Linked DNA regions of Homo sapiens: region 1 is linked to region 2. The links are chromatin loops, found by intact Hi-C in ENCODE. Cell type or tissue: OCI-LY7. All regions are shown on one strand. Links, peaks and the distances in the headings refer to the core of each region. The heading gives the core; the rest is flanking DNA.

What was found. Hi-C counts contacts between places; a loop is a spot of excess contacts. Peaks named below come from ENCODE experiments on the same cell type or tissue, not always from the same donor. Only the 100,000 strongest peaks of a DNase experiment are listed, where the experiment ranks them.
Region 1: a loop joins it to region 2, with 2.5 times the contacts of the local background. A loop is called at or near these places in 3 of 110 quality-filtered maps.

What each region holds. Positions count from the first base shown.
Region 1 is chr4:38,778,664-38,787,174 of GRCh38, reverse strand. TLR10 (toll like receptor 10) reads left to right here and starts at 4,185. Exons shown (of 4, transcript NM_030956.4): 1 at 4,185-4,254. RefSeq lists enhancers at 4,864-5,033, 5,096-5,305, 8,241-8,410. In OCI-LY7, for the core only: CTCF peaks have their summits at 3,921 and 4,126; DNase peaks (open chromatin) are centred at 4,184, 4,574, 5,014, 5,264 and 2 weaker places; H3K4me3 peaks cover 3,401 bases; H3K27ac peaks cover 3,364 bases.
Region 2 is chr4:39,130,545-39,139,055 of GRCh38, reverse strand. It overlaps a transcript of KLHL5 not described here. Among named protein-coding and RNA genes, the nearest start is that of WDR19, 48 kb to the left of the region's middle. RefSeq lists a silencer at 3,445-3,494. In OCI-LY7, for the core only: a CTCF peak has its summit at 3,552 (motif pointing right); DNase peaks (open chromatin) are centred at 3,565 and 4,155; H3K4me3 peaks cover 541 bases; H3K27ac peaks cover 932 bases.

The sequences.
Region 1 (8,511 bases), core at 333-8,332, 350 kb after region 2:
GATCATTTTATTTGTTTGAACTAAAATGTTCTCCTTATACTCAAATGTAGTAAATGAATGACAAATGATTTAAATTTTCTAACCATGTGAGAATTTTATTACTTTTCATTTATTTTTCAGAAATAGGATTCAGAAAAAAAAAAAGTTGTTACTATTTTCACTTACTGATACCAGTAATTAAAGTAAAGGAGCTTTCCCCAGCTAACACGTGCTCCACACTAGACCCTGAACCACCCGCAGTGCTCTTAGGGAGAATGCAAGCCCAGGCCCTTTCTTCTACCCGTGAGCAGCTCTAGGTCATGTAACTTTCCTACCTGCCTGGATCAGGGACCAAGGCCCTCTTAAAGGCAAGAACTATAAAAATAGACTGGGTGCGGTGGCTCATACCTGTAATCCCAGCACTTTGGGAGGCCGAGGTGAGTGGGTCACCTGAGGTCAGGAGTTCAAGACCAGCCTGGCCAAGATGGCAAACCCCATCTCTACTAAAAATACAAAACTTAGTCGAGCATGGTGGCACATGCCTGTGATCCCAGCTATTTGGGAGGCTGAGGCAGGAGAATCACTTGAACCCAGGAGGAGGAGGTTGCAGTGAGCTGAGATCATGCCACTGCACTCCAGCCTGGGCAGCAGAGCAAGACTCTATCTCAAAATAATAATAAAAATAAAATAAGCTAGCCGCCTGTAAGGTGGTCATGAATCCTCTGCCCAATAGAGACGCTCCATCTTGCATAGTGAGGCAAAGATCTGATCAGATTTCCCTTCTTGGGGGAAGTATTCTCAGAGCGGGCCTCAGCCCTTGACTGTAAGCCATGAGCCTGGGAAAAGGCTGTAGGAAGACACATATAGAAGCAAAGGCAGCAATAAAGAGAAGTGGGGAATAGAAAGAGAAGCAGATTGAGGAAGAGTCAAAGAGAAGTCAAGTCATAGCTAAAGTGGAGAGCAGCCCAACCAGACAGCCTGACCACCACGGCTGCTCTGGGAGTCCCCAGAAGCCACTGCTCCAGGTCTCTAGAGGGCCTGGCTGTGCTGCTGTGTTTCCTTACAGCCTCTAGTGTCTTTAAAATAAACCTCCATCCCCTTGTGGTAACCCAAGGTTCTCTGTTCATTGCAACATATATGAAGGCAGAATCACAGCTGGCCCACGTCTGGTATCAGAGGAAGACATAGGAGGGAAATGTGTGTTTGTGTGTTTGTGTGTGTGCGTGCGTGTGTGTGCGCGTGCCTGCGTGCATGCATGTGTGTAGGGGCAGGGGGAAGTTTTTTAAAAAGGAATAAAAATATTACATCTTAAAGTTATCAGCACATATGGTTCTGAGCATACTATTCTTGGTTGCTAGTTGTGAATAAAGATTTAAACGTTTTAGAAATCTCAGGTGAAGGCAGAGAGAGTATTACATAACCTCTTGGGCATCTGGAGTCGTGAAAAAATTGTGGGCTTTGGAACCAGACTTACTTAGTTTTGAATCTTGGCTCCCTCCCCTATTGGATGATGACCTTGTGCAAGTTTTTTGTTCTCTCTCAACCAGTTTTTCCATCTGGCGAATGGGAATAAAGTATATGTTCTATGTAGTTTGTGGTGGTGATTAGCCAATATCTTGTGTGCAATACTATCTGCACTTAGGAAGTAAATGCAAGCTTAATGATGATGATTAGATGACACAAGCAACAACTCTACTTGGCTCAACTTGTTTTTGGTAAACAAATGTAAAAACACTTAAAGAAAACTTCTCCGTTTTCTGACAATAAAGTATTTAAACATGTTGGTCTCTGGGGAAAGGAAGAATATGTCTTTGGACAACAAAAACCCCAAGTGATTATTTTTCCTTGAGAGGGCAATATACAGTGTGAGTGTGCTGATCATAGTAATTTGAGAATTTCTGAAATGAAAAAGATTTTAGAGCTTAGTTCATCCAACAAGCTGGGAATCCCCTCTCCAACGTTCCTGACGGGTGTTCCTGTCTTCCTACGTTTGTGTAATATAGACATGTTTGTATATGTTTAGGTGAGGAGCAGAGCTGGTTTTGTTTTGCTGTTGTTTTTCTTTTTACAGTTATTTATATTTTGTGTGATTTCCCCCTACAATATATGTGGAAATACATGGACTACATTTTAAATTTAAAAACCCCAATATGATAGTTAAAAAATGTATTTTAAGAACCCACCCACTCCCCAATTTTATAAGACATAAATCTATTATAATCATTCATGTTTAAATTGATCATTCCTCCTGTAGACAAATCCATCTGGAAATTTTCTTCTTTACTCGTGATCTCCAGCAGTCACCTAAATCTTAAGTCAAGTATGAAAAAAACCTCAAAAATGTTGCTTTAAAAATTGATCCGTACTTTGCGATCTACATTTTAAAAAATACCATGCTTATTTTACCACTTCACTTCAAGAAAAGGCCTCTAGGTCAGAGGTCTCCAATCTTTTTGGCACCAGGACCAATTTCATGGAAGACAGTTTTTCCACAGACCGGGTTTGGAGATGGAGGAGAGATGGTTTCGGGATGATTCAAGCACATTACATTTATTGTGCACTTTATTTCTATTATTATGACATTGTAATATATAATGAAATAATTATACAACTCACCATAATGTAGAATCAGTGGAAGCCCTGAGCCTGTTTTCCTGCAACTAGATGGTCCCATCTGACATGATGGGAAGCAGTGACAGATCATCAGACATTAGATTCTCATAAGGAGCACGCAACCTAGATCCCTCCCATATGCAGCTCACAGTAGGGTCCAAGCTCCTATGAGAATCTAATGCTGCCACTGATATGACAGGGTGTGGAGCTCAGGTGGTAATGCAAGCGATGGGGAGCGACTGTAAATACAGATGAAGCTTCATTTGCTTACCCACCACTCACCTCCTGCTGTGTGGCTCGGTTCCTAACAGGCCATGAACTGGTACCTGTCTGTGGCCCAGGGGTTGGGGACCACTGCTCTAGATAACTCCTTTCCACCCTCTTCCTGCCTGATTGCTGAAATTATGGAGTCACCATTCCTACTCCTGCCCATCATCACATGACTGCCCCACCCAACTGATGAAAGGGATAACCGACCTGCACCTTGAAGAAAAGCATCATCAAAGAGCTCTAAGATGCTGTGGAAAACCAGTATGGTAGTTCTGCAAAAAATTAAACAGAATGGTCATACGATCCGTGAATTCCACTTCTAGGTATAGACTCAAAAGAATGTTAAGTACCAACTTAAATAGATATTTGTGCACCACGTTCACAGCAGCATTATTCACAAGAGCCAAAAGGTGAAAACTACCCAAATGTCCATTGATGGATGAATGAATGAACAAAATGTGGGACGTACATACAACAAAATAGTATTCAGCCTTAAAAAAGGAAGGAAAGATTCTATTATTCTATGTAATAATAATAGAAATGATATGGATGAACCTTAAAGACATTATGCTCAATGAAATAAGCCAGTCACAAAAAACCAAATATGGTATAACTCCACGGACATGAGGTACCTAGAGTAGTCAAATTCACACAGACAGAAAGTAGAATTATAGTTTCCAGGGTCTGAGGGAAGGGGAAAATGGGAAATTATTTTTTAATGGCATAGAATTTCAGTTTGGGATGACGAAAAATCTTTGGAGATGGGCAGTGGTGGTGGTTGCACAACAGTGTGAATGTACTTAATTAATGCCACTAAATTGTACATTTAAAAATGCTTAAGGTCAGGCGCGGTGGCTCACACCGTAATCCTAGCACTTTGGGAGGCCGAGACAGGCAGATCACTTGAGCTCAGGAGTTCAAGACCAGCCTGGGCAACTGGCGAAACCCCGTCTCTACAAAAAATACAAAAAACTTAGCCAGGCCAGTTGGTGAGCGCCTGTAGTCCCAGACATTTGCGGGACTGAGAAGCCCAGCCTCTTGCGGGCTTTAGCGCAAGAGGTCAAGGCTGCAGTGAGCAGTGATCACACCACTGCACTCCAGCCTGGGTGACAAAGTGAGACCCTACCTCAAAAAAAATAAAAATAAAAATAAAAATAGAAAGATGGTGAGCATGATAACTCCTATGTTATGTGTATTTGACCACAATTTAAAAAAGTGCTAAGATTATAATGAATATATATAACATGCAATACCAGTAGCATGCAGAAGAGGGCGGATGGGGTTTAAGCTTTACAGAAAACCTCGATTCAATTCCCTCCTGCAGCCAATTCTGACCGTGTCAACGAATCATCCACGCACCTGCAGCTCTGCTGAGAGAGTGCAAGCCGTGGGGTAAGAACCTTAGCTTTGTTTGTTGTAACTCTCATTAAAAAGATATAAGGGCTGCATGGGTATTTTCTAAAAAGGAGATAATTTGAGCTAATATTGAGGGGAGGGAAGTAGGGTTATTTAGATTTTTAGTATTTACTATTTTGTCTAGATTAATGATTAGTGACCTTGGGGCTATTGATCTGAGGAATTTCTTGCAGATGCTTGAGAGCGTGGGTTTCTTTTCACTGATTGCGGATCAAACCTGGTCAGCTCTTCTATTCAGATTGAACGGTCCTATGCACTGTGGCAAGTTTTTTCTAGCTCTTATTTCCCCACAGCGTATGTTAACCTCTGCTGGATGAAACCTTTGGCTATTTAAGGCATATTTGTTGCTCCTTTACCCCGTTGAAAAGTTCTGCATTTGTGTTACCTGTTTAAAAGTAGGGGCAGATCTGATGGATCTTGTACAATGCAGTTCTTATTCCGTTTCCTTCAGAAGTGGACAAAGAGGGCCATATGTGGTTGCTGTAAAGAAGAGGATGGTTAACAACCTGTGAGCATTTGGTTTCTTGATAAGCTTTCTCCCAGACCACCTACACTGAGCTATTAATTAGGAATAGGATGCACTTCGAGTTTTATTTCAATTCTTGTGAACTTATAACTTTCCTAAGAATATATTTATACATGTAGGCAAAGTCTCTTGAACTTTGTGGCACCTAGCAGAGTGTCCCACAGCAGCTGCATGAAGCTTCATAGACAGGGGCATGGGGTGAGAAAGGAGGAAGTGGCCGCCATGGCAGCTGGTCAGATCAATGGATTCAACCTCAGTGATTCGGTCCTTAGGATGTCGTTACATCTTAAGCCACCTCATTTCAAGGTTTGAGGTGCCTTGCATTTGGGTTTAGTTACCATCCAGAAGGAACCAGACAGGTCTGGGTTCAAATCTCTGCTTCTTCAGTTGGTCATCTTGGGCAAGTTACTTTACCTCTGGGCTTTAGCTCCTCCATCTGTAAAATATGAATAATAATGGCCGCCATTTTGTTGAGTCATTGAGGGATTAAACAAGGTAATGGACATAAAACACTTAGCTCCATGTCAGACACGTAGGAAATACTGAAAAGAAGTCATTCTTACTCTTATGTTGCAAAGATCATTCAACATTCAATAGGTTCTTAATCTCTTTTCTATTTCTTTATATCATTGGGAAAAGATAAATTAGATGATTAAATATTCTTTGGTAAAACACTAGTTGTCATTTGATGATGTCTTTTGACTTGGACTTTTAAATTATAAGATATTAAAGATGTATTAAGGAAGGTCATTCTCTGTTTTTTACCTGCTTTTAACGTAGTAGTAGGGATATGATATTAACATATATATACTATTTATAGACTACATCACCAACATGGTGAAACCCCATCTCTACTAAAAATACAAAAATTAGCCGGGTGTGATGGCAGGTGCCTGTAATCCCAGCTACTCAGGAGGCTGCGGCAGGAGAATCGCTTGAACCTGGGAGGTGGAGCTTGCAGTGAGCTGAGATCATACCACTTTACTCCAGCCTGGGCAACAGAGCGAGACTCCATCTCAAAAAAAAAAAAAAGTGTATGTCCTACTTTTAAAATTGCTTTAATGAGGCCAAGCACAGTGGCTCACACCTCTAATCACACCCATTTGGGAGGCTGAGGTGGGAAGATTGCTGGAGGCCAGGAGTTTAAGAGCAGCCTTGGCAACATAGTGAGACCCTGTCTCTATGTAAAAGTTGTTTTTATAAAATGTCATAATGCATAAGTATTGCCTGAGAGATAGGACCTTTACTATTGTTATATTAAGAGAAGTTCAAAAAGAGTTCCTCTCCCATTGTAGTCCCAGATAAGACTGTGGTATTGGGCAGGGGGAAGAAGTGGGTAAGAGATAGAAACTCTGACTTCTCAGCGCAGAGTTCCAGCTAAAGCAACTGGGTTAGATTCTGCTGCATTCTTAAGGGGCCATGGCTCTAAGACCTAGAAGCTTAAAGTCAATTGCTACAAATTAAGCACTCTATGAGAGGATAACATTAAAAGCACCTTTGTCAACCTAATGATTATAACTGCCAGGGTCCTATCAAGCCATAATAGAGCCTGAGGCAAAAGAAACAATCAGCAATACTGATCCTGTCTTTATGAAAAATTTCGATATTTTGTTCAACATAGATTTTTGCATTAATTTTCATTTTTAAAAATATTTCATGTAAACATTATCTTGATTACTGAGTTCCTTGGGACCCCCTTAACATTTATGCCTTCCTTGCTTCACCCGAGTCTTGACCTGATAACTGCCACCATTTATTAAGTGTGATATGCTAGGCATGGTACTAAGTGACTTACATACATTGTCTTATGCCTCTTCACAAGCTCCATTTTACAGATGACAAAACCAGATCTTTCAGAGATTAAATAAATGGTCCGAGTACATAGCTAATGAGTGGATGAATGGTTAACATTGGATTTGAACACAGATCCATCAATCACTAAAACCAAACTTATTCTTTTTTTTTTTGAAACTGAGTCTTGCTCTGTTGCCCAGGCTGGAGTGCAGTGGTGGCATCTCAGCTCACTGCAACCTCCACCTTTTGGGTTCAAGTGATTATCCTGCCTCAGCCTCCCGAGTAGCTGGGACTACAGGCACATGCCACCACGCTCAGCTAATTTTTTGTATTTTTTTAGTAGAGACAGGGTTTCACCATGTTAGCCAGGATGGTCTTGATCTCCTTACTTTGTGATCCACCTGCCTCAGCCTCCCAAAGTGCTGGGATTACAGGCCTGAGCCACCGCGCCAGGCCTACCAAACTCATTCTTCAACCATCATGCCCTGCACTGTATCAGGAATTCACAACATAAATTCATTCATTCAACACATATTTATGAGAGCATATTATGCATCACGTTGTACTAAGGATTAAAACGTTGAAATTCATACATACAAGGATTCATTCATTCATATGTGCATTCAACAAGCAGTAATGAGCAGGCACCATGTGTCAAGCACTATGCTACATGCTGAGGATACAGAAGTGAACAAGACAGACAGCTACCACGGGAATGAACAGAGAAGGGACAGGTGACAAGCAAATGAATGAAAGTTTATTTACTAAGAGGTCATTCAGAAGAGATCATGAATTCATGGAAAATTATTTTCTGCATCTAGTGGCATGGAAATTAAGATATTCTGAATTTTAATGTATAGTTTTAAGAAAACTGAAAGAAAATATAAAGTTTATCATTATACATTGGATACTATGAACACAATAATTTGAGTAGTAATTACACTTCCAGGCCACAGTTGTAAACTGATTTTCTATTAGAAATATTTAAAAGTAGATGTAGAAAACTTACTCTTAAATATATAACAGTTCAAAAATCCAGCAGGAACTAAGTTAATTAAATAGAATATTCACCTGTTTTTTCTGATAATTATCCTGTGTTATATTTACATATTAATGCAGTATAATATTTTAGTATACATTACACTCTAGGGAGTCACTGAAATGTCAGCAAAGAAAAATACGGCCGGAGGCATCTTAAGTCATTTGACCACGTTTTTAAAAGTTGGTGTTTTGAGAAATCATCTAAATGTGGTGACCTTACCAAAATGATTGCTTTTTCTCCAAGATATTTGAGAACACTTACCAGAAACAATAGTTTATGAAATATAAAAATTATATGATCAATGTGGATAATTAATATTTTTACAAAGGAATTCTCCAAGTTTACATTGTAAGGGAGTTCACACAAAGAAACTATGATCATATGTGTTCCCAAGATAAGAGATAAGATGCTCTCTCTCCTTTACTAGTATCAGCAGCTAATGGAAAACTTGGGAGTGGCCCTCTCACTCCCTACTCTCCATAGGTTTTCTGGAATTTCTTCACTTCAAGAAAAAAACCAGACTTGGGAAGGTTCTAGAGAAAGAGAAATACAGATGAGAGAGAGGTAACATTCTAAGTGGCCTTATGTTTTGATTCTGCCCCACCTTTGTTACCCTGCCATGTTTGTGTGCATTCCTGTGGATGGGCGTGCCCACTGCCTCCCTCACCTCCCATCCAGGCTTTCAGAATGATGGGAACATGACACGCACAGAGAATTCTCTCTAACCCATCCTCTTTCTGTTGAGCATATCTTTTGCTCCCTCTGCTTGTCTATGGGAGTGACCTGTCTGAGGGAGGTTGAGGGTCAATGTGTAACAGATACATACAAATGGAAGCAGAAAAACTCCCCCACTAACTTATCACCTGCTCTT
Region 2 (8,511 bases), core at 442-8,441:
CCTGCCTTGGCCTCCCAAAGTGCTGGGATTACAGGCGTGAGCCACCACGCCCAGCTGATGGTGTGCAGTTTGATGACTTAATTAAGGTGATGTCTGCAAGGCTTCTCAACTGAAAGTTACTCTCTGACCTTTGAAAAAAATAAATATTTGGGGGGAGCTACTTTAAAACGATGTAAACATCTTGTTCCTCATCAAACTTTCAATTTATGTATTTATTTTATTTATATTTATATGCGTTCCTATTTTATTCAAATGGTTATAGTTCATGGTTCTCATTTTTTAATTTAATTTTTTTAACTTATTTTAAGTTCAGGGGTACATGTGCAGGTTTGTGACATAGGTATACTTGTGTCATGGAGGTTTCTTGTACAGATTAATTAATCACTCAGGTATTAAGCCTAGTACCCATTAGCTATTTTTCCTGATCCTCTCCCTCCTCCCACCCTCCACCCTCCATTAGGCCCCAGTGTATGTTGTTCCCCTCTATGTGTCCATGAGTTCTCATCATTTAGCTCCTACTTATAAGTGAGAACATCCAGTATTTGGTTTTCTGTTCCTGTGTTAGTTTGCTAAGGATAATGGCCTCCAGCTCCATCCGTGTCCCTGCAAAGGACATGGTCTCATTATTTTTTATGGCTGCATAGTATTCCATGGTGTGCATGTATTACATTTTCTTTATTCAGTCTATCATTGATGGGCATTTAGGGTGATTCCATGTCTTTGCTATTGTGAATAGTGCTGCGATGAACATACATGTGCATATGTCTTTATAATAGAATGATTTCTGTTCCTTCGAGTATATACCCAGTAATGGTATTGCTGGGTCAAATGGTATTTCTGTTTTTAGGTCTTTGAGGAATCACCACACCATCTTCCACAATGGCTGAACTAATTTACACTCCCACCAACAGTGCATAAGTGCTTTTTCACTTGTGTGTAACTTGTGTGTAAAAGGAGCACTTCAGTGTATAAGTGCTCCTTTTTCCTTGCCAGCATCTGTTATTCTTTGACTTTGTAATAATAGTGTGGTGTGAGATGGTATCTCATTGTGGTTTTGATTTGCTTTTCTGTAATGATCAGTGATGCTGAGCTTTTTTTCATGGATTCTTGGTGCATGTATGTCTTCTCTTGAAAAGTGTCCGTTCTTGTCCTTTGCCCACTTTTTAATGGAGTTGTTTTTTTCTTGTAAATTTGTTTAAGTTCCATATAGATGCTGGCTATTAGATCTTATTTATTTTTATGCTTAAATTGTCTCCTATTTGGCCAGTGGAAGCCCATCCAACTGGGCCACAATGTCTTCATCAGTCTTTGAGCACAACCTCGTTTTTTGGTTAGATGGTAAGATGTTCCCGGTTCACCTTGTATTTTCCATGCCCCAGCTCTGGAATCAGCCATTTCTCCAAGATATTTTATTCTTTGTTTGTTTGTTTTTGTTTGAGACAGGGTCTCATTCCATCACCCAGGCTGGGGTGCAGCAACGTGATCAGGGTTCACTGCAGCCTCGACCTCCTGGGCTCAATCTTCCCACCTCAGCCTCCCAAGTAGCTGGGACTACAGGTGTGCACCACCATGCTCAGATAATTTTTTATTTATTTTTTGTAGAGACAGGGACTCACTATATTGCCCAGGATGGTCTCAAACTCCTGGGCTCAAGTGATCCTCCCCACTTTGGCCTCCCAAAGTGAAGATCATTCTTTTTTTTTTTGTAAAAATTGGTATTTAGAAGCCAAGACCTGGACATGAGGTGTGTTTATTGCTATTCTCAGGCTGGCTCAGTTCAGAGTTAAGGAATATCTGTTGGTCTGTATCTGTCTACCTAAGGAATATCTGTTGGTCTATATCTGTCTACTTATCTTTCTATACACACACACGCACATATTTGCATATGTATTTATTAATCTATTATCTCTATCTTGAAAACCGTGAGTTTACAACAATATGCCGAATTCCAATTCAACACCACGGGGGTCATCCTTGTTTTTTCCTCTGCTGTATTTGTAACTTCCTTCTCCAACAGTGAAAACCTTGTCTTTCATTTTCCTTAAGATAATTACTAGTTTGATCAATCTTCTATGGAAACAATCTCCAATTTCTGCTACCACACCCACTCCGGCCCAGATGCCCATGTTTTCCTGCTTGGCTCTCACTCTCCTTTCCAGGCAGTTCTCCGTCGTGGATGGCCTCCTTGCAACGCTTGGGCTCTGAAAGCCCACACCATGCACAGGGGTGCTGTCCTCTCCCTCCCTGGGCCCTGGCTAACTAGCCACTGCAGGCTGTCCCCTGGACAGGCACCTTCCCCATCGTGCCCAGGCTCTAATCCCCCAGGTGCTGGGCTGTTCTCAGGTGTGGATATCTCCCTCATCCTACTCAGGCTCTGACAGTCCGGGCCAGGCTGCCGTGCTGTGTGGACGCTGTCCTTACTCTGATGGGGGTCTGAGACCCTGTGCCAGGTCACCCACCCTGTAGCCCACCCTCTTCACCCTGCTTGGACTCCAATACCCCACATTGGGTCACCATGAGTCCTCTCGACACCACTGTGGATGCCATCCTTCCTATACACTACCTAATGGCTTTAGGCCTGAATTATTAAGGAAGGGGCTGGGTATGGTGGCTCACGCCTATAATCGCAGCACTTTGGGAGGCTGAGGCAGGCAGATCACCTGAGGTCAGGAGTTGGAGACCAGCCTGGCCAACATGGTGAAACCGCGTCTCTACTAAAAATACAAAAATTAGCCAGACTTGGTGGTGGGCACCTGTAATCCCAGCTACTCGGGAGGCTGAGACAGGAGAATCTCTTGAACCCGGCAGGTGGAGGTTGCAGTGAGCAGAGATCATGTCACTGACTCCAGCCTGGGTGACAGAGAAAGACTCAGTTAAAAAAAAAATTATTATTATTAAGGAAGGGAAATGATTTTTAAAAATAAACTTTAAATTATTTAAGTACTATCTATGTTTTGAGTAGATTTTTTTTCATGTCTTTGAGCTACCTTAGCTCTGAGAACATAGTGGCGATCTCACACACACACACACACACACACACACACACACACGTGTTAGAATGAATTGAATCACTGTCCCTTTTTGGACCATATCATAATTCGGCCGTGTCTGGTACTGCTGATAAACATATACGCCAGTTTGTTTGTTTTTTGAGATGGAGTTTTGCTCTTGTTGCCCAGGCTGGAGTGCAATGGTGTGATTTCGGCTTACTGCAACCTCTGCCCCCCAGGTTCAAGTGATTCTCCTGCCTCAGCCTCCCAAGTAGCTGGGATTACAGGAGCGCACCAACACGTCCGGCTAATTTTTGTATTTTTAGTAGAGACAGGGTTTCACCACCTTGGCCAGGCTGGTCTCGAACTCCTGACTTCAGGTGATCCACCCGCCATGGCCTCCCAAAGTGCTAGGATTACAGGCATGAGCCACCGCGCCCGGCCCACACCAGTTTTTAATTAGTGCTTCTCATCTACAAATCCAGTCTTCATTACCTGCTCAGTCAACGTGGACATGAGCCTTTTTCTCCTTCGCCAGTCTGCACAGTGCTAATTTTGTCGGTAGAGGGTGCTGGAGACATTGCAGAAGGAAGGGGAGAGGCACTCTGCTGCGGGTTCTGAGCGTCCCCGCCCACTACTGATTAGCTGGGCCATTTCTCAGGGTTGTGTTTGCAGCGAGAAATCTCCAGGACAAAGAGCAGGATAGCCTACCACTTACTATAAAAGCAGTGGATTTCCCAAGCTCCGTGGATTTCCACCTGGGATCCTCTGTCTTGTTCCTGTGGGAATTGAAGGGCACAGGGAAGTGACCCCAACACGATATTCCTACTGCTTTCTGTGCCTTCAGTAATAAAATCCTTTTCCTTCAACCCATGGATGTCTTCTGCCAGCATCCATGAAACCATAACAGGTCAGCTTATTAGCTCCAGTAGGGCAAAAGCAAATCTCAGATCCTGATAACCAGCCAATCCTTTCTGAGTCCAATCCTCTGTTATGGGACATGATTATTTATTTAAAATCTTCCCTGTTCAGATTACCCTGTGATTTCTGTCTCCCAACTGGACTCTGTCTGATACATCACAGCAGCAGACGCATCCTCCTTAGGTGGCTATTCATAGTCCTTAGAATTGTAAAGCATTTGGCTCCCTTCAATGACATGAAACTTCTAATAATGGGTTTATGACTTCCTGCTAATGGCTCATGCTCTCATTTCCATTCATGACTGCTCCACTCAGCATCCCTGCTCTCTGCTTTATTGACAGCAACAGCCCTCTGCACCCAAGTCATTAACTATGCCATCCTTTCTAAAATGCCCTTCTTTTGTCCTTTCACAGAACATATTTAAAAAGAAAATAGAAAGGCACTTATGAAACCTCTCTGTGTGTGTATCCATTCAGGCACACCATAGGCAGAATTATATAGCCTGTTTCTACTCACTAAAAGTAAAAACTTAAAATGTAGCACAGATGTGGTGAGGATGTATCTTGGCATCAAGTATGTATCATCCTGTGTAATGTAGACAGCTTAAACTCACCTCCATGTAGCAATCTTGCAAAGATTTTTTAAAAGGCTCTAAGGTCATACAGATCTGGTTGGTTTTGAAATTTGGCTCTGACATTTACTAGCTAGTTTGCGTATCATTAACTGGGAATAGTCATATCTACTTCATACAGCTGTTGTAAAAATTAAATGAGTTAACATACATATGAAATGCTTACTTAGTACAGTGTCTGTCACATATCAAGTTGACTCAACCTCCCTATGTTAAAATAATCAAATGAACAAGTCTAAAGCAATTTAATAAAATATGAATTTTTAACTCAATTTCACTTAGGTGCCTCCACAGCTAAGATAGTCCCTAATTGTTTTCAGACCCAGAGAAAACTTTCTCAGAGGCTCTTAGAGACTTTCTCAGGGTGGCCCTGACATGTGGAGCTCAGGCCCTCATTCCTCGGTCTTTCACCCCATGCTCTCTTCTTTCAATTACTTTCTTATCATTGGAAGCTTTACCTTGGCTTACCATTTTCTTTGCTAGTATTTGCTACCATTTTCTTTGTAGTTTTTTCCCTCATTCTCATCCTCTCGGAGGCCTCATATTCTAGGTGACGGAAGAATGATCCCCCATGCACAGGTTGGAAATGTTTTCTGTAAATGTCAAGAAAAAGATATAGTCGCTGTCACAGCTATTCAACTTTGTTGTCATAACACAAAAGCTGCTACAGACATCAACAAATGAGCATGTCTGTGTTCCAATAAAACTTTATTTATAAAAACAAATAGCAGACAGAGTTGACCTGTGGGCTGTAGTTTGCTGACTATAGAGCTATAGTTTCTAGGTCTTTTGACCTAGAATGCTGAGGTATAATATTATATTGGGCATTTTTCTCTATCTTTGTCCTTCAGAAAGGTGCTCATTTAAATATGTATTTGTTTGGGAACTTTGCCTTACTACAGATAAAAAATTTTTTTTTAATTAAAAACTTTTTTTTTTTTTTTTAGGAAATGGGGTCTTGCTATGTTGTCCAGGCTGGTTTTGAACTCCTGGCCTCAAGCAATCCTCCTGCCTCAGCCTCCCAAAGCACTTGGGTTACAGGTGTGAGTCATACAGATGAAACCCTTAATTTTAAGTATATTCCTTATGCCAATAATACTTATCACATTTTTATCATGAACTTTAATTGAATAGTTCTACCTGGCTCCCTGGGAGTCTATACTCACAGGTTATTATATGAATGTACATAATTCAGTGCAAAAAAATCTTTAGCTCAAATCTTAAAGCACAATGTAATTAGTTGAAAAAATGACAATGTGCTAAATACCATTAACTATGCAGTATCAGCAAACAACCAAGAATCATAAATTAGCATAATTTTTAACACTTTGATTTAATCTAAAACATCTGCTGGATAAGCCAAAGAAAAATTGACCTGAATAATTTTTATTACTAACAAGAGAGAATAATTTTAAAATTATGACTATTAAAATATATAATATTAAGTTATTATTTTATTATGGTCAGACGACTTGTCACCAGTGTGCAGATGTGGATGGACTGTGGTTTTGATTCCTGCGACTAGACTATCATTTAACATTTTTAGGTATTACAATACTTTCTGAAATGCTCATTATTTAACAGATTATAGTAATGGCAGTCAATATAGTGAGCAATATGAAAGACTAGATAGAATTAGAGAAGAAAGTCTTTCACCATATTTTGAGTAATTATAGAATTGCTTAGTGTAATGAAATGAACACGTTTTAGCATTGTTGAAGGGAATATGAATGAGAAATGTACTAAAATTGTGTAGCTAGGGCGTTTCCCTTGTGCTATTTTCTGTGGGCATTTATTTTTCTGCTTAAATACCTTTCAGAAAGATAGTCTTCCTTGACTGGTAGAAAATGACAATGAAAATATCAAGGCCTAGAGTTTTCTTTTCCTTTCTTTTTTTTTTTTCTTTGAGATGAGGTCTCACTCTGTCGCCCAGGCTGGAGTGCAGTGCGGTGATCTCGGCTTACTGCAACCTCTGCTCCTGGGCTCAAGTGAGCCTCCCAACTCAGCCTCCTAAGTAGCTGGGACTACAGGTGCGCACCATGGCACCTGGCCACTTTTTTTATTTTTAGTAGAGACAGAGTTTTGCCATTTTGCCCAGACTGGTCTCGAACTTGTGAGCTCAAGTGATTCACCCGCCTCAGCTTTCCAAAGTGCTGGGATTACAAGAGTGAGCCAACACGCCCAGTTTAGAGTTTTCTTTGTGGGAAGATTTTCTTTAAATAAATAGGATTATTCAGATTCCTTTTTCAAGTAACGTGAATCTGGGCTGCAGCTTTCCGGGGAGACTGGTTTGTGGTCACCTCTTCCTGGACATTCCAATGCATTTCCTTTCCTTTTTTTGTAGTCTCCTGATAATGGGGAGTGAGGTAGGTGTTCTTCTGGTTTGTCCTTACCTTCGAAGCTGTAGTACTTAGAGGTCCCAGCTATATAGAAATAGGATCTTCCCACCTTGGACAGATCCTAGGTTTTGAGTTCTCTATCCCATCCCCTGGGAGGTCGACAGAACCGAAGGGGAATTTTTGAGAGTTTGGCAAATGCCCTTGGGGCAAAAGAGCTTCAGTTCTCTGCTTATTTTTCCAAGTCTTCTCTCCTTTCACTTGGATTTTTTTCTTTTTTTTTTTTTTTTGAGACAGGGTCTCGCTCTATCACCCAGGCTGCACTGCAGTGGTGTGATCTTGGCTCACTGGAGCCTCAACTTCCCAGGCTCAAGCAATCTTCTCACCTCAGCCTCCTAACTAGCTGGGACTACAAGCATGCACCACCACACCCGGCTAATTTTTGTATTTTTTGTAGAGACAGATGTCACTATGTTGCCCCAGGCTGGTCTCAAACTCCTGGGCTCAAGCAATCCTGCCTGGGCCTCCCAAAGTGCTAGGATTACAGGCATGAACCACTGCACCTGGTTGGCTTTCACTTAGATTTTTGTCCTCTTAATCCTGAAAATTTTGTCTGTGCTTTAATGCTTTAAAGATAACATATTTTATGTTTCATTCTGAATTTGTGGTGGTTTTAAGCAGGATGATTCTTCTGAATAATCTACTCAAACATGGTACCCAGAAACCAATGTCTGCTGAGTTGTTCATGGCTTTAAAAGCTCTGATCCATTTTAGACTCTCACAAATATCTCTTTAAGTAACTTTAATTAAAATATTCCATTTCTTTTACAAAAATATGATATTTGTCAGCCTCACTGATTTGGTATAATTTGGGAAAGCTCAACTAAATTAGTAGAAACCTCCACATGGTATGATGTTTTAAAATAAATTAAATTGTATATCTTGCACTGGCTTGATACAACTAGTAAAGTACCTAGTAGTTGTCTTCAGGGAACTTTAGCAGATAAAAAGGATTTGTAATGTCAGGCTGGGCACGGTGGCTCACACCTGTAATCCTAGCACTTTGGGAGGCCAAGGCAGGCAGATCTCTTGAGTCCAGGAGTTCTTGACCAGCCTGGCCAACATGGTGATATGCTATCTCTACAAAAAAAAAAAAAAAATACAAAAATTTGCCAGGCATGGTAGTGCATGCCTGTAGTCCCAGGTACTTGGGAGGCTGAGGCAGGAGGATTGCTTGAGCCTATGATGTGGAGGTTGCCGTGAGCCGAGATCACACCATTAAGCTGCAGCCTGGGAGACAGAGTGAGACCTTGTCTCAAAAGAAAAAAAAAAAGAATTATTTGTAATCTCATAATTATGTAAATAACTGGCTCTTGTAAACGTGCTTGAGGGTGCTTGAAAAGTTTGCTCGTGGAATAACACAAAGGGCCCGGATTTGAAGAAGTTGGTGAGTCAGGGACGCAGTGTGAGAGGAGCCTACGGCACCATTGTGTGGAATGGGGCCTGGTCATCCTCCTAAAGGTGGCTGCACATTAGAATCACCTGGGTTCTGGCTGGGATTGGCATCCCAAGATGTCACACCTGGAGTGAAGTGCAGGCATCTATGTATTTTAAAATTCTTTGAGTTGTTGGG